Linked DNA regions of Homo sapiens: region 2 is linked to region 1. The links are chromatin contacts, found by Hi-C in ENCODE. All regions are on one chromosome and are shown on one strand. The core of a region is the stretch at or near the end of the contact, and the rest is flanking DNA. Distances in the headings are between cores, read along the strand shown. Region 1 overlaps SCAF8 (SR-related CTD associated factor 8). Region 2 overlaps IPCEF1 (interaction protein for cytohesin exchange factors 1).

Region 1 (6,463 bases), core at 3,343-5,842:
AATAAGTTTCTGATGAGGTTTGTCCATAACATTTAAAAAGAATATAATACAGAGACATTCTAATAATCCAATAAAAGAAGAGCTTGTGACCCTCTTGTGAAAAACTCAGACTTTAACATAACAGACATTAAAAATACTGCCCCCCTACCCCAAGTTCCAATCCACCAAATCTCACCTTAATGACCTTGGACCCAATTTTATATGATCCAGAACTGAGTTTCTGAAGAGCTCGAAATGCATCTTGTCGATGAACCATGCAGACATAAGCACAGCCCCGGGGAGGAATCATCTAATAAAAAAAATTGTTTTAAGAAAAGGTATAAGAACAGAAACTCATTCTGGTATTTTATGGTTTAAATGACACAAAACATTGACTACTTACTAATACTTCAATTCTGATAGATTACTGACTTATTTTCCCCTTTCTTCCTCCAGCTGTTTATTAGTAGGTACAATTCATGTACAATTAATAACTCAATTTTTAAAATCCCAAAATTCAGAACTCAATTAGGTATCATAAGCCACGATAAATGTGAAATCTTAAATATCACATGGCAATATTTTCTGAATACAGAAAAAGAACTATTAAAAACAAAACAAAATGTATAACTTCGTATACATAATACCACCAGATAAAAGGAAAGTAGTATTATATGGCCAAAATATTTGAAGGCAACAATTTATTCCTAATATTACTTCAATTTTTCCAAATGTTATACTGAGTAATGCAAAGAGGATTCTTCTTTTGGGGAATTATCTTATCCTTAATATAAAATCCATAATCTGAAACAATTGATGATAAAAATTTTCAGTCTTATAAAACTTTATTTTGTTCAAGTGCTTCTGGCAAAGTTTTAACATAAAGAAAATAGCCTCAGTGTTAAGATCTGAGACTGATTTATAAAGCATTTAACTATTCTACACCAGACCATACAATTATCCTTAATATATTAACTCAGAAAACTATTCACAGCATTTGTTTCTTTCTGAGAAACTCAAAAGGCATTCTATCATTTTATTTTCACTCTATACCTAATAAGCCATATCTGTTATTAAAGCTTACATAGAAACCTTTTCCTCAGCCTTGCTAACACTTCAAGCTACTGCCTCTTTAATATTAATATCAAACTTATTAAAAGAGAAATATATCTAAACCTTGACATTCTTCTTTATCTATTACAATCTAGCTCTAATTCCTCACCAACCCACTGGAAAATACTTTACTCTCTTCAAGCTCACCAATGACCTACTAAATGCCAAACTGAATGGACTTTGTCTTTGAAGTCCCCAAAATTAAATGAGTGGATTATGAATCTTCATTTCACAAAATAACTTAGTGCTTATTATTTATAAGTACTATGCTCTCAAAACATAATACAATAAAGGAGAGGGATAAGGCAAACAGATGCTCAAGGGACCGTGATACAAGAAAGATTACAAATACGATCATCAAACAGGAAAATCCAAAATGCTACTTGGATGCAAGGTCTGTTCAGAGCAATGATTCCTGCTGTGCGTCAGAACCACCTATGCAGCTGTGACACTTTGCTAAAAATTTGAAGACATCGAGCATGGGCATCCCTAATTTTTCAAATGTCAGGACATATTACTGATATGCAGCTAGAACTGAGAATCACTAGTTTAAAGGTAGGGGTAAATCAGAAAGAAACTTCAGAGAAAGTATATGATTATAGACTCTGAAAGACAGTGATGTTTTGACAGGTAAAATCTAAAAAGACAAAAGAATAAGAGAGGTCGACAGCACTCTTGTGGTAAAGAAAGAGAAATCTGAAGTACCCAAGTTGAAATCCATAACCAATCATCTTTTTATCACCTGTGTAACTCAAGCAAATCACTTAGTTTCCTCATTAGAAAACAACAGTATTTGAATTACTTAACCAGCTTCTTATGAGGCTCCAAAAAGATCACACACAGTCAAAAGTAAGATGCAAAATGGTTCAACTCAACTCAAATAAAGAATTCTGTTACTATTACAGAAAAGTCAAGTTTGGCCATTTAAGGAAGACTGGGAACTAAGACTAGAAAGGAAAACTGGGCAATTTTCTGATAAATAATGATAAAAAGATCCCACAGACATAAAACTGTAACCACAGGGAATGAAATCAGACGCCTGATGAATTAAGTCTCCTCATACTTCCTGTTTACCAGGATGGATGGATGGATGGATGGATAAATGTCTCCCCAAACAAATGACTACAAAACATTTCACCACACAGCAGGAGGAAGAAAGACAGCACGTAATTTTTAAATAAAAGAACAATTAAAATAGCTAACCAAAGATGTCTGACCCTCAGGGAAAAGCATCAGGCCTCATGAAGAATAAAACACAGACTCAAAGGAGGAGACTGAGTGGTGCAAAACTAGTGCAAGAATCAAGAGTGAAAGAGTTATGCTCAACTTACTAGCAATTCGCTGGCCATACTGATTTTCTTACCTAACATTTGCTCTGTTTGATAAAAAAGAGAGTAAAAGAGCACGAGAGGGTGAGAGAGTGAGAAGAAAAAGGCAAAAGAAACTGGGATCCTAAGTCCAGCTGTGTCTCCACGACTGCTTCTGTGGTCATGTGCAAGTGACTACAATTCTGTGGAACTCTCCATTTCCTCAGAGACAGTTTTTTAAAAAAAGGAATTAAACCAGACCACACATAGGGTTCCTGCTAACTCAAACATTTGATGATGTCAGGAATCAAGCATGGTACACTGCTATAAAACTCAAGAACATTTTGTTAGAATTCCACTAAAAAATAAAAATAATTAAGGAGAGAAACAGCACCAAAATAAACACAGACATTATCAAAGTAAAGCAATCCTTTTAAAGATGTGTATTATTTAAGGCAGACATTACTGGGCTAATTAGGAACAGAAGTGATTCTTTGTATTAATAAAAACCTCCTTTTTTAAAACCTTAAATTATTAAGAACTGATACTTGCATTAATGGATTCAATCTGTCCAAACTCTTCAAACAGGTTGGTTAAGTCTTGCTGTGTTGCCTTCTTGTCCACTTGCCCAACCCAGAGAGTAGTACTACATACTGTCAAGACACAAGAGACAAATGACCTAAATCATTTAGACATAGTTACTTCTTTGAAAAGTAATTGAGGAAAAAGCAGTAATACACATAATAATTAAATTTAAGATAATATATTTAAAAATAATTGTCAATGAACACTTGCATCTGTTATGTTTAAAAACAACTAAAATCACAAGTATTAATTCACATCTCTGCCAAGTCAACCACTTACATGTCACCTGTTTTCAAGCTTGGCTGCACACCTGAACCATCTGTGGATGCCAGGGTCCCATTCTAAGAGGATGAGTGGCATGCAGTGTCAAAGACAGGAACTGAGAGTTGTAAAATTCCCTAGGTGATTCTAATGTGCAACAAAGTTTCAAACCCACTTCTCACCGTAATCCCATTTGTGAACCTTTTATTTATTTATTTATTTTTTTGAGACGGAGTCTCACTCTGTCGCCCAGGCTGGAGTGCAGTGGCACAATCTCGGCTCACTGCAAGCTCCGCCTCCCAGGTTCATGCCATTCTCCTGCCTCAGTCTCCCGAGTAGCTAGGACTACAGGCGCCCGCCACCACACCCGGCTAATTTTTTGTATTTTTAGTAGAGACGGGGTTTCACCATGTTAGCCAGGATGGTCTCGATCTCCTGACCTCATGATCTGTCCGCCTCGGCCTCCCAAAGCGCTGGGATAACAGGCGTGAGCCACCGCACCCGGCCTGTGAACCTTTTAAGCGTCTTTCTGTACTGGAAGGATTAAGTGAATGTGTCTCCCTAATCAAGAGATAAATCTAAAAACAGCATCTTATCCTTAAGGAAACAATCCTTTCTGGGAAGATACAAAGGGAAAATGGCCAAATCAGAACCCCTTAACCCCTTGAAAGACTTAAAGATACTTAACTGTTGAAAGCCACATCCCCTTAACAAATATTAAACATGAGACACCTTGCCTACTTTCAGCTGTACAGTTCATGCCTCCACGAATGCCTCCTTTTACAGAAGACATTTATTTAAAAAATATTTATAGCTGACACCTTTGCAGAATTTTCATATGTTATATTTGGATTTATGTCAATGTCCACATTTCTGGCTACCTTTGATCTATAATAAGACAGGTTTCAGGCAGGTTTTACTCTATGGCTAATTTAGCCCCACATGAAGGTACCCTTGGCAAGATCACTACTGAGTGCCCTAGGCTTTTCAACCAGGTCTCTCCACTCTGGCTAGTCAGAACTCTAACATCTTCTAGACCTGTGTAAGCTTTAGGAATCACTTAGCTAACACAGAGTCCCTGGTCATTGTTCTTTCCCTGCAAGCTGTTTATCTCCTGTAAGTCTTACCCTATGCATATTCAATTTAATCTTCAACCAAAGTCTCAAGGAGCTCTGCATTAGGTTTGTTTTTCGTTTGTTTGTTTCTGAGACAGGTCTCACTCTGTTGCCCAGGCTGGAGTGCAGTGATGCGATCTCAGCTCTCTGCAACTTTCACCTCCCGGGCTCAAGTGATCCTCAGCCTCGCGAGTAACTGGGACTACAGGTGTGCGTCATCATGCTCAGCTAATTTTTGTTGTATCTTTAGCAGAGATGTGGTTTCACCACGTTGCCCAGGCTGGTCTCAAACTCCTGGTCTCAAGTAATTTCAAAGTGCTGGAATTACAGAGGCAAGCCACCATGCCTAGCCTTGTAACAGTTTTTTATTGCTGCTATAACAAAATAACATGAAGTTAGAATAAAACAAATATATTCTCTTATAGTTCTGAAGATCTACTATGGGTCAGCAGGTACGCATTCCCTCTAGAGGGCTCTAGGGGAGAATCTGTTTCCTTACCTTTGCTAGGTTCTACAAGCTGCCTGCCTTCCTTGGCTCATGGTCCCGTCCTTCGTCTTCAAAACCACCTCCACATTTCCCAAATTCTCTCTCCTTTCATTATCACATCACCTTTTCTCTTCAACGTACTTGCTTCCCTCTTATGTACCCGTGTAATTAAACTGGGCCTTCTGGATAATCCAGGTTCATCTCCCCACCTCATGATCTTTAATTTAAAAGGGCCTGAAAAGTCCCTTTTGCCATACAATGTAACATATTTAAAAATCCCAATGATTTAAATGTAGATACCTTTTAGGGGGCCATTATCCAATCTACCACAAAACCTTAACAGAAGTCTGGGGCTCTGTCATGGAAAAGATCCCCCCGCCCCTTTATTTTTGGAGACGAGGTCTTGCTCTGTCACCCAGGCTGAGGCTAGAGTGCAATGTCCTAATTATAGCTCACTGCAGCCTCCTACTCCCTGGATTTAAGGCCTCCTCCTGTCTCAGCCTCCACAAAAGCTGAAACTATAGGCACACCATCACCATGCTTGGCTAAGTTTTTATTTTTAGTACAGACATGGTTTTGCTCTTCCCAGGCTGGTCTCAAATTCCTGGCCTCAAGCAATCCTCCCGCCTTGGCCTTCCAAAGTACTGGGATTATAGGTTTGAGCCAGTATACTCAGCCTTAAGGATTCTTCTGTTTTTTGTTTTGTTTTGTTTTGATATAGGGTCTTGCTCTGTTCCTCAGGTTGGAGTGCAGTGGCACAATCATATCCCACTGCAGCTTCTCAACCTCCTAGGCACAAGTGATTCTCCCACCTCTTTCTTGAGTAGCTGGGACTACAGAAGTGTGAACCACCTTGCCGAACTAATTTTTTTTTTTTTTTTGGCGGTAGTGATGGCATCTCACTTTGTTGCTCAGGCTGGTCTTAAACTCCTGGCCTCAAACAATCTGCTGGCCTGTGCCTCCCAAAGTAGCTTGGATTACAGGTGTGAGCCGCTGCACCTGGCATTCTCTTTTTCCTCTTTATTACTGGTTCTGCATATTCCAGCTGCCTTAATCTCCCTGAACTCTGTTCTGTATTTCCCATCTCTTTCAATATTATCTCTCTACACATTTTTCCCATAGGAAACTCCATTATTTTCCCCAGAAAGCATTAATGATTCTTGTCATCCCATGCAGAAGGGACACTTGATTCCTGGAATGTTATTATTCACTGGTGCTTTATATCCCCTAGACTATTCACGAAAACCTTATGTTCTAAAATCCATGCTAAAGACCAATAAATCGTATGAAAACACTACCATATGTTTAAAATGTGTTAAGAAAGAATACAAACCACAGGAAATTGATACTGCTTTTGAATAAGGAGAGTTGTGAGGTAAACAATCAGAGATTATTTTTCACTGTATAGGCATACCTTGGAGCTACTGCAACTTTGGTTCCAGACCACCACAATAAAGCAGATATCACAGTAAGGTTAAGGCACATAAGTTGTTCTTCCCAGTGCACACAAAAGATATGTTTACACTACACTGTAACCTATTAAGTGTGCAACAGCATTATGTCTAAAAACAAAAATGTACATACCCTAATTTTAAAATACTTTTTGCAAAAAAAAA
Region 2 (6,652 bases), core at 789-3,288, 660 kb after region 1:
CCCTGCCTACCCGTAACAAATTGTTCACACAACCTATTTTGTTTTATAGCTTCAAAGTGTGGCTTGACATTCAAATGGAAGGAACCACCTGAATTATATCTGCAAACAAAATGGAAATAGTTGTTGAATAGTTCCCCAAGCTTTACTAAGAAGCCTTAATACTCTGTAAACAAACAAACAAACAAAAAACAACCTTAGCATTAAGAAATAAAAACAAAAAACAAGAAGCAAGTTGTACTGCTAGAAACTTCTCTAAGATAAGAGGCCAGGCCAGTCAGTTTGGCCCAGCAAACATGTGGGTACTTCTCCACCTAGGGAAGCCACTGAAGATGAGTTTGACCTGTGGTGACCTGACAGAGAGAACATTCAGATCCTCAGATTGCACCCTGATGCCCTGGTTTAGGAAAGCAGTGCTTTAACCTTTTGCCCCTGGAAATTACTGATTCTTTCTGTGATTAGCAGATACCAGAAGGGAAATTATTTAGGATTGGCAATGTAAAGAGTATTGAAGGAACAACAAATAACAATAGCAGAAATAACAGTGTGACATAAAGTGCCCTTCCACCTATTTTTCTTTGGTTTGCAACACCAGCCTGTAGACTTCCAGTTTTTCTTAAATTGAAGAGCTCCAGACACTTTTGAGCAGGGTTTGTGAATAGCTTTGAATGCTTTCCTTTGGCTTTTCGTGAAGACATATTTCCCCAGCCTTTCAACTGTAAACTCCTTTAGTACCATTGAAACTTAAGGCAAAAAAGATCCCTGGGATTACTTAGCCAAGGCTTAAATTTATTTTTCAAAGTCAAGAACATTAGCCTAGAAGTTTTTGCTTTGCTAGTTAAAGCTTACTTTGCAGAGCTTCCCAAAGTGAAAGGGAAACTGAACTTCACAATTTTGCACCTGGCTTTCTGGAGCCCCATTGCCTGCTCATTCGTGTTTTTCCCCCTGTAAATTATTTTGCTTTTGACCAGGTTGTGCTAGAAAGTAGGGCTGCTTCTGTGAGTTCTCAGCCTAGGCTGTGGCCACTAAGACGTGGGTGGGGGGATAGACAGGAGTGAGAGGGAGAGTGGGTGACACTTTCCGTGACACTTAATGTAGGAAGACATGGGCTTCTCTCTCTTGGCCTCAAGCCACTTTTCTGGTCCAAAGAATATTGGGAAAACTGGATTACTTTCAGTATATTTCTTGAGACCGGGTCATCTCTGAAATGCATTTGGGGTAGTTTCCTGGGGTCCAAGGGCCAATTCCTATACCCAGTCCTGCAGTGTCTGTGAGCTGTGGAATGAGAGAGAAAACCATGGCTGCTCAGGAAGGAAGTGGAGAATCTCTCAGCACACGTAGATCCAAATCTGTGGCACCTGCTAAAGATTAGGATTTGGAGAGGACTCCTCTTTGGGGTTGTGAAGAGGACCTTTTCCCTCTGTTGTTAGCCTGTAGATCCAGAACGGAGCCTGATGTGATGCCTTCACTGGTTGATATATTGCAAATAGACACTCTGAGCCCTGCATTGCAAGGGCGTCTTTTGCTTTAAAGAATTCTTAGTTTTGCCACAACAGCTCAAATCTCAGAATAGGATCAAAGGCCTAGAAAGACTCCTAAAGTATAGGATTACAAAGACTCCAGGAAGCGTAAGAAAGAGATTGTGTTTGGAGTCAGATTTCAATGTGAAACCCATGCCTTACATTTACACAGCACTTTGTAGTTTGCAAATTGGTGTGTTTTCAGCCCCCTCCCGCTGCCCCATGCTCTGAGATGATTGTGGATTATTACAGTGAAGTGCCTGGCCCGGAGCCCCCAGTGATGAAGCAGGAACTTGAGTCTCAGGACTCCCAGCGGCTCTCTGCCCATTTCCTCCTCTCCGCCCCCCACCTCGCTTCACCTGTTACCTTGTGAAGTTGCTGTTGGCACATAGCCCACTAGGAAACCAAGAAGTTTGACTGGGAGCGTGTGTTTCATTGCACTGGGCTTAGCATACGGCTGGCCCTGGTGGCTGTTTGGCTAAATTCTCCATTTGAAACCTAAAGGGCCCTCTCTGTGCTTGAGCACAGTCTCCTCCTAGTGGTCCTGCCTCAACCTGCTGGCGGGCTGTCTATGGATTGGGGTTTCACCTAATCATGCTGTGTTTCCTTTCTTTTCTTTCTGTACATTAGACTACTTGGGAGGTGCTGTGTGATCCTTGGATGAAAAACATATATTTAAAGAAATGGAGAGTGTTTATTTTGTTTGCTTTTTGAGGCATGTGCTGTCAAATGTTAGAGACCAAACTTAGTGATTAGAGGTTGGTCCTTTGACCTTCTTCTCTTAATTGCTTTTCATGTAATCATGATAATTTACTCAGGTAGCACTCCAGTCACAAACAATGTCACAGAGATGAAACAGATTCAAAGAAAAAATATTTTTAAGTCTTTTGAAAAGAAGTGCTATTCAAATTTAAGACATGTTTAAATTCATAGGTACATTATCTCTTAGTAAGAAATACTTTTTTTTTTCTTTTTTTAGACAGAGTCTTGCTCTGTTGCCCAGGCTGGAGTGCAGTGGCACGATTTTAGCTCACTGCAACCTCTGCCTCCCTGGTTGAAGTGATTCTCCTGCCTCAGCCTCCCGAGTAGCTGGGACTACGCCCGGCTAATTTTTATATTTTTAGTAGAGACCGGGGTTTACCATGTTGCCCAGGCTGGTTTCAAACTCCTGACCTCAGGTGATCTGCCTGCCTCTGCCTCCCAGAGTGCTGGGATTACAGGTGTGAGCCACCACACCTGGCCGAAAGACAGTATTTTGATATAGCCACATACATGATTTAATGAGTAATGTTAAGTACAGAAAAGCTGCCATATCCACATAGTTTTAGGGGGCATTTCTTCTTCAGTCTAACAAGAATATGATATCCAATTGTGGTTTTCCAATTTATTTCTCTTCCAATTTCTTTTGTATACCTCACAGGAGAAATTGAATCCTAGAACTGGGAGATGACTGCCCTGCCCAGGGTTTTGTAATACATAATTGAAAATAAAAGTCCCTGAAACTAAATGTTTGCAGCCTGTATGAAATGGACTGTGGAAGGGGGATAATTTCTCTCCTCACAGAAAGCCACTCGTCTCCTTGAATGAGGCATTGAGCAGACACACGTTTCTCTGTGTCGTGGGGCAGGAAGCAATTCCCTTGCCTCTTCAGCACATCTCAGTTCTTTCCCACATGACCCCAGAACCACATAGAAAACATTGAAAATAATGGATTCTTCATTGTATTTGAATTTTTTTTTTTTAACCTTTAGCCCAAAAGGGAAGTGTGCCTCGTGGAAAGAGCAAATGCCGTAAAATAGAAACCAGGAGTTTTAATCGCCATATATTTTAATGTGCTTGCATGATGGGAATGTGACTTTTAGCACTGCATGGTGTTTGGGGGCAAGATATTAATGTGGAAATCTTAGCTTAAGTTTTACTGTGCTCTCATCCTGTGTCAGCTACCCCTCTAAACTGAAAAAGAGGCATGGCTCATTTCTCTCCTGCTTTATGTTTTTGAGGTTGACTTGTAAGATAAAAATAAAAATAAGAAAAAAATATATCTAGGCAAATGACATGAAAAAAAAGTTGAAATATACTACTGGTGTTCATTTTTGTCCTGCAGTGTTGCTTTCTCAAAGAAATAAACATGTGGCTGGAAGTGTTTAATGGCTGCGTTTTGATCGTCTACAACAAGGTTACAGTGCCCTCTGGTGGCAGTCATCAAAATCGCTTCTAGACTTGTTTTTATTTTTAAATAAAAGATCTAATTATATTGGAAATCTGTTTCAACAATAATCGATGTGGTCTTTTCCAGTGGTTCTCAAGTTACAGGTTTATTAATACAATAATATTTAGATTTTTCAAAAATTGCCATTGGACCACTAAATTTGACTTGCACATTGTATTACTTATTATTTCTAGGCACCCACATTTTGTTTAAAGAATTTTTAAAATTTGCATATTATAAAAGTTACAAAATGTGGTACACAAGCTGCTTAAAACATATGAGATATTTATTTGAAAATGAACAAAGAAAATAATGAAATAGCCTAATAAATTGCCTTTCTTTGGATCCACTGATCAGAGGGAATCAGCCTGCATTTGAACTGATTCATGCTCCTTGACTGCTGTCTACACACACAGTTTTCATTTTGTTCCTGACTCTCTCCCAAGTCTCACCTCACAAGCCAAGCTCCACCTTCTGTCTTCTTTGTCCTGCCACCACCAAATATTTCTAGGCTCCTACATGGAAGCAGGAAAAATTATTTTAGACCAAAGGTATTAGTAAAAGGTATAGGCACCATGCGTTTCCTGATTTCGGGAACAATCTCATATTATTTCCTATTCCTGATATAACAAATTACCACAAATAGAGCAGCTTCAACAAATTTGTGAACTCACAGTTCGAGGAAGGTTGCACTCCTTGTGGAGGCTCTGGGGGAGAATCCATTTCTTTGCCCACTCCCTGGGCTACAGGTGCCCCACTTCGCTTGTCTCTGAGCTTCTTCCTCCAGCTTCGGTGTCAGCAACTTGCACCTGGTGCCTTCCTTCTCTCCTCGCCTCCTCCTGGGGCTTTTTTTTTTTTTTTTTGAGATAGAGTTTCACTCTGTCGCGCAGGCTGGAGTGCAGTGGCGTGATCTTGGCTCACTGCAACCTCCGCCTCCCGGGTTCAAGTGATTGTCCTGCCTCAGCCTCCTGAGTAGCTGGGATTACAGGCACCCGTCATCACTCCTGGCTAATTTTTCGTATTTTCAGTAGAGACGGGACTTCGCCGTGTTGGGCAGGCTGGTCTTGAACTCCTGACCTCAGGAGATCTGCCCGCCTCGGCCTCCCAAAGTGCCGGGATTACAGGCGTAAGCCACCGGTCCTGGCCGGGGCTCTTTTAAGCAACCTTGTGATTACAACAGGCTCACCTGGATAATCCAGGTGAATCTATTTGAAGGTCAGTTGATTTGCAGCCTAAATTCCCCTTTGTTACGTCTACACAGGTTCCAGTGATTAGGACTGAACACTATCCTGCTTACTGCAAATCTCCCTTTCAAATATCCTGCTGAGTCCCCGTGGACCAGCAACACCTCCCAGAAATCCCAGGAATTCCACGTTTTAGCTAGAAGCATGAAAGTCCTTTTTCACACCCCGTAACTTGAATTTGACTTCAAGGTATGTTCACCATAGGAAAGATAATTCATCTTTATGAGGGGAAAAGCAAGAAATTTCTGGCTTTTAAGAAATCAAGTGCTGGGAGCTGTGGCTCATGTTTGCAATTCTAGCACTTTGGGAGGCTGAGGCGGGAGGATTGCTTGAAGCCAAGAGTTTGAGACCAGACTGGTCAACATAATGAGACCCTGTCTCTTTAAAAAAAAAAAAAAAAATAGCTAGGTGTGGTGGAACATGCCTGTAGTCCCAGGTCCCAGCTACGTGAGAGGCTGAGGCAGGAGTATCCTTTGAGCCCAGGAGTTCGGGGCTACAGTGAGCTATAATCAGGTTACTGCATTGCAGTCTGGGTGACAGAACAAGACCTGGTCTCAAAAATAAAATAAATAGAAACAAAAATAAAAATTATGTGTGCACAGGTGCAATGGGGACAATATTTTAATTATCAGATCAGGTATTCACAATACCTGCATTTAAAGACAAAGCATTAAAAAATCACTTTTGAGAATCAAGTATCATCAAGCAAAGGATAATTTAGGCCTTAACATCTTAGGTTTATGATCTGCTTGGTGCCATGTCAGACTGATGGATTTGACCTAGTCTGCAGCCTCTTCCCCCATGACAGTGTGAGGGGGCTTTTCTGAGTGGATGTTGCTGTTGAAATGCATGGATAAATACAGAATTTCATTGGTCCTGACCTGTGTAACCACAACCTGAACACTATTTCTCTTTCTTTCTTTCTTTCTTTCTTTCTTTCTTTCTTTCTTTCTTTCCTTTCTTTCTTTCTTTCTTTCTTTCTTTCTTTCTTTCTTTCTTTCTTTCTTCTCTCTTCCTTTTCTTTCCTTTTCTTTTTCTTTCTTTCTTTTCTTTCTTCTTTTTCTTTTCTCTTTCTTTTTCGTTCTTTCTTCCTTCTTTCTTTCTCTCTCTCTCTCTCTTTCTTTTTTTTTTTTGTTTTCAAAGTCTCACTGTTGGCTGGAGTGCAGTGGCGCGATCTTGGCTCACTGCAACCTCTGCCTCCCAGGGTCAAGCAATTCTTGTTCTTCAGCTTCGTGAATAGCTGGGATTACAGGCCTGCGCCACCATACCCGGCTAACTTTTCTGTATTTTTAGTAGAGACAGGGTTTCACCATGTTGCCCAGGCTGGTCTTAAACTTCTGGCCTCAAGCGATCCACCCACCTCAGCCTCCCAAAGTGCTGGGACTTACAGGCTTGAGCCACCGCGCCCGGCCCTCTATTTGTTGTTTCTCTTCAAACAAACGAACGAACCTGGATTTATAGCTAATTCCTTGATGCCAGTCTGCTTGTTTTTCCAGTCACGTATTCTAGGAAGGCATAAACACAACATCAACCCAGAAGTCTCTTCTGAGCATACCTCGGCAGTTCTAGCCAGAGTAGGAGGTGTAGGGAAGGAGCAAAATTCCCAGGCAAACAGGGTGCCTGGAGATTTAGCACATTATTGTCCTCATGCCAGAGGCTCTTGCTGTGGATGCTGTTGATGC

The links. Hi-C counts contacts between places; a loop is a spot of excess contacts on that map. Pooled maps may share reads with other maps.
Region 2: a map with no recorded cell type shows a loop between it and region 1 (2.5-fold over the local background). The contact joins two enhancer-like sites. A Hi-C loop is called at or near these places in 18 of 168 maps with a recorded cell type or tissue (A673, CD4-positive, alpha-beta T cell, CD4-positive, alpha-beta memory T cell and 12 more), 17 of 37 single-sample maps with no recorded cell type and 39 of 50 pooled maps.

The regions. Positions count from the first base shown.
Region 1 is chr6:154,812,305-154,818,767 of GRCh38, reverse strand. It overlaps SCAF8 (SR-related CTD associated factor 8), which reads right to left. Exons shown (of 20, transcript NM_014892.5): 13 at 2,952-3,052; 14 at 176-289. Among named protein-coding and RNA genes, the nearest start is that of MIR1273C, 38 kb to the left of the region's middle. Within about 2 kb of position 4,592, at least 4 of the 41 ENCODE cell types and tissues checked have a DNase peak (open chromatin) inside an H3K27ac peak, as active enhancers do.
Region 2 is chr6:154,151,622-154,158,273 of GRCh38, reverse strand. It overlaps IPCEF1 (interaction protein for cytohesin exchange factors 1), which reads left to right. Exons shown (of 12, transcript NM_001130700.2): 12 at 1-3,778. It also overlaps a transcript of OPRM1 not described here. Among named protein-coding and RNA genes, the nearest start is that of OPRM1, 120 kb to the right of the region's middle. Within about 2 kb of position 2,038, at least 11 of the 41 ENCODE cell types and tissues checked have a DNase peak (open chromatin) inside an H3K27ac peak, as active enhancers do.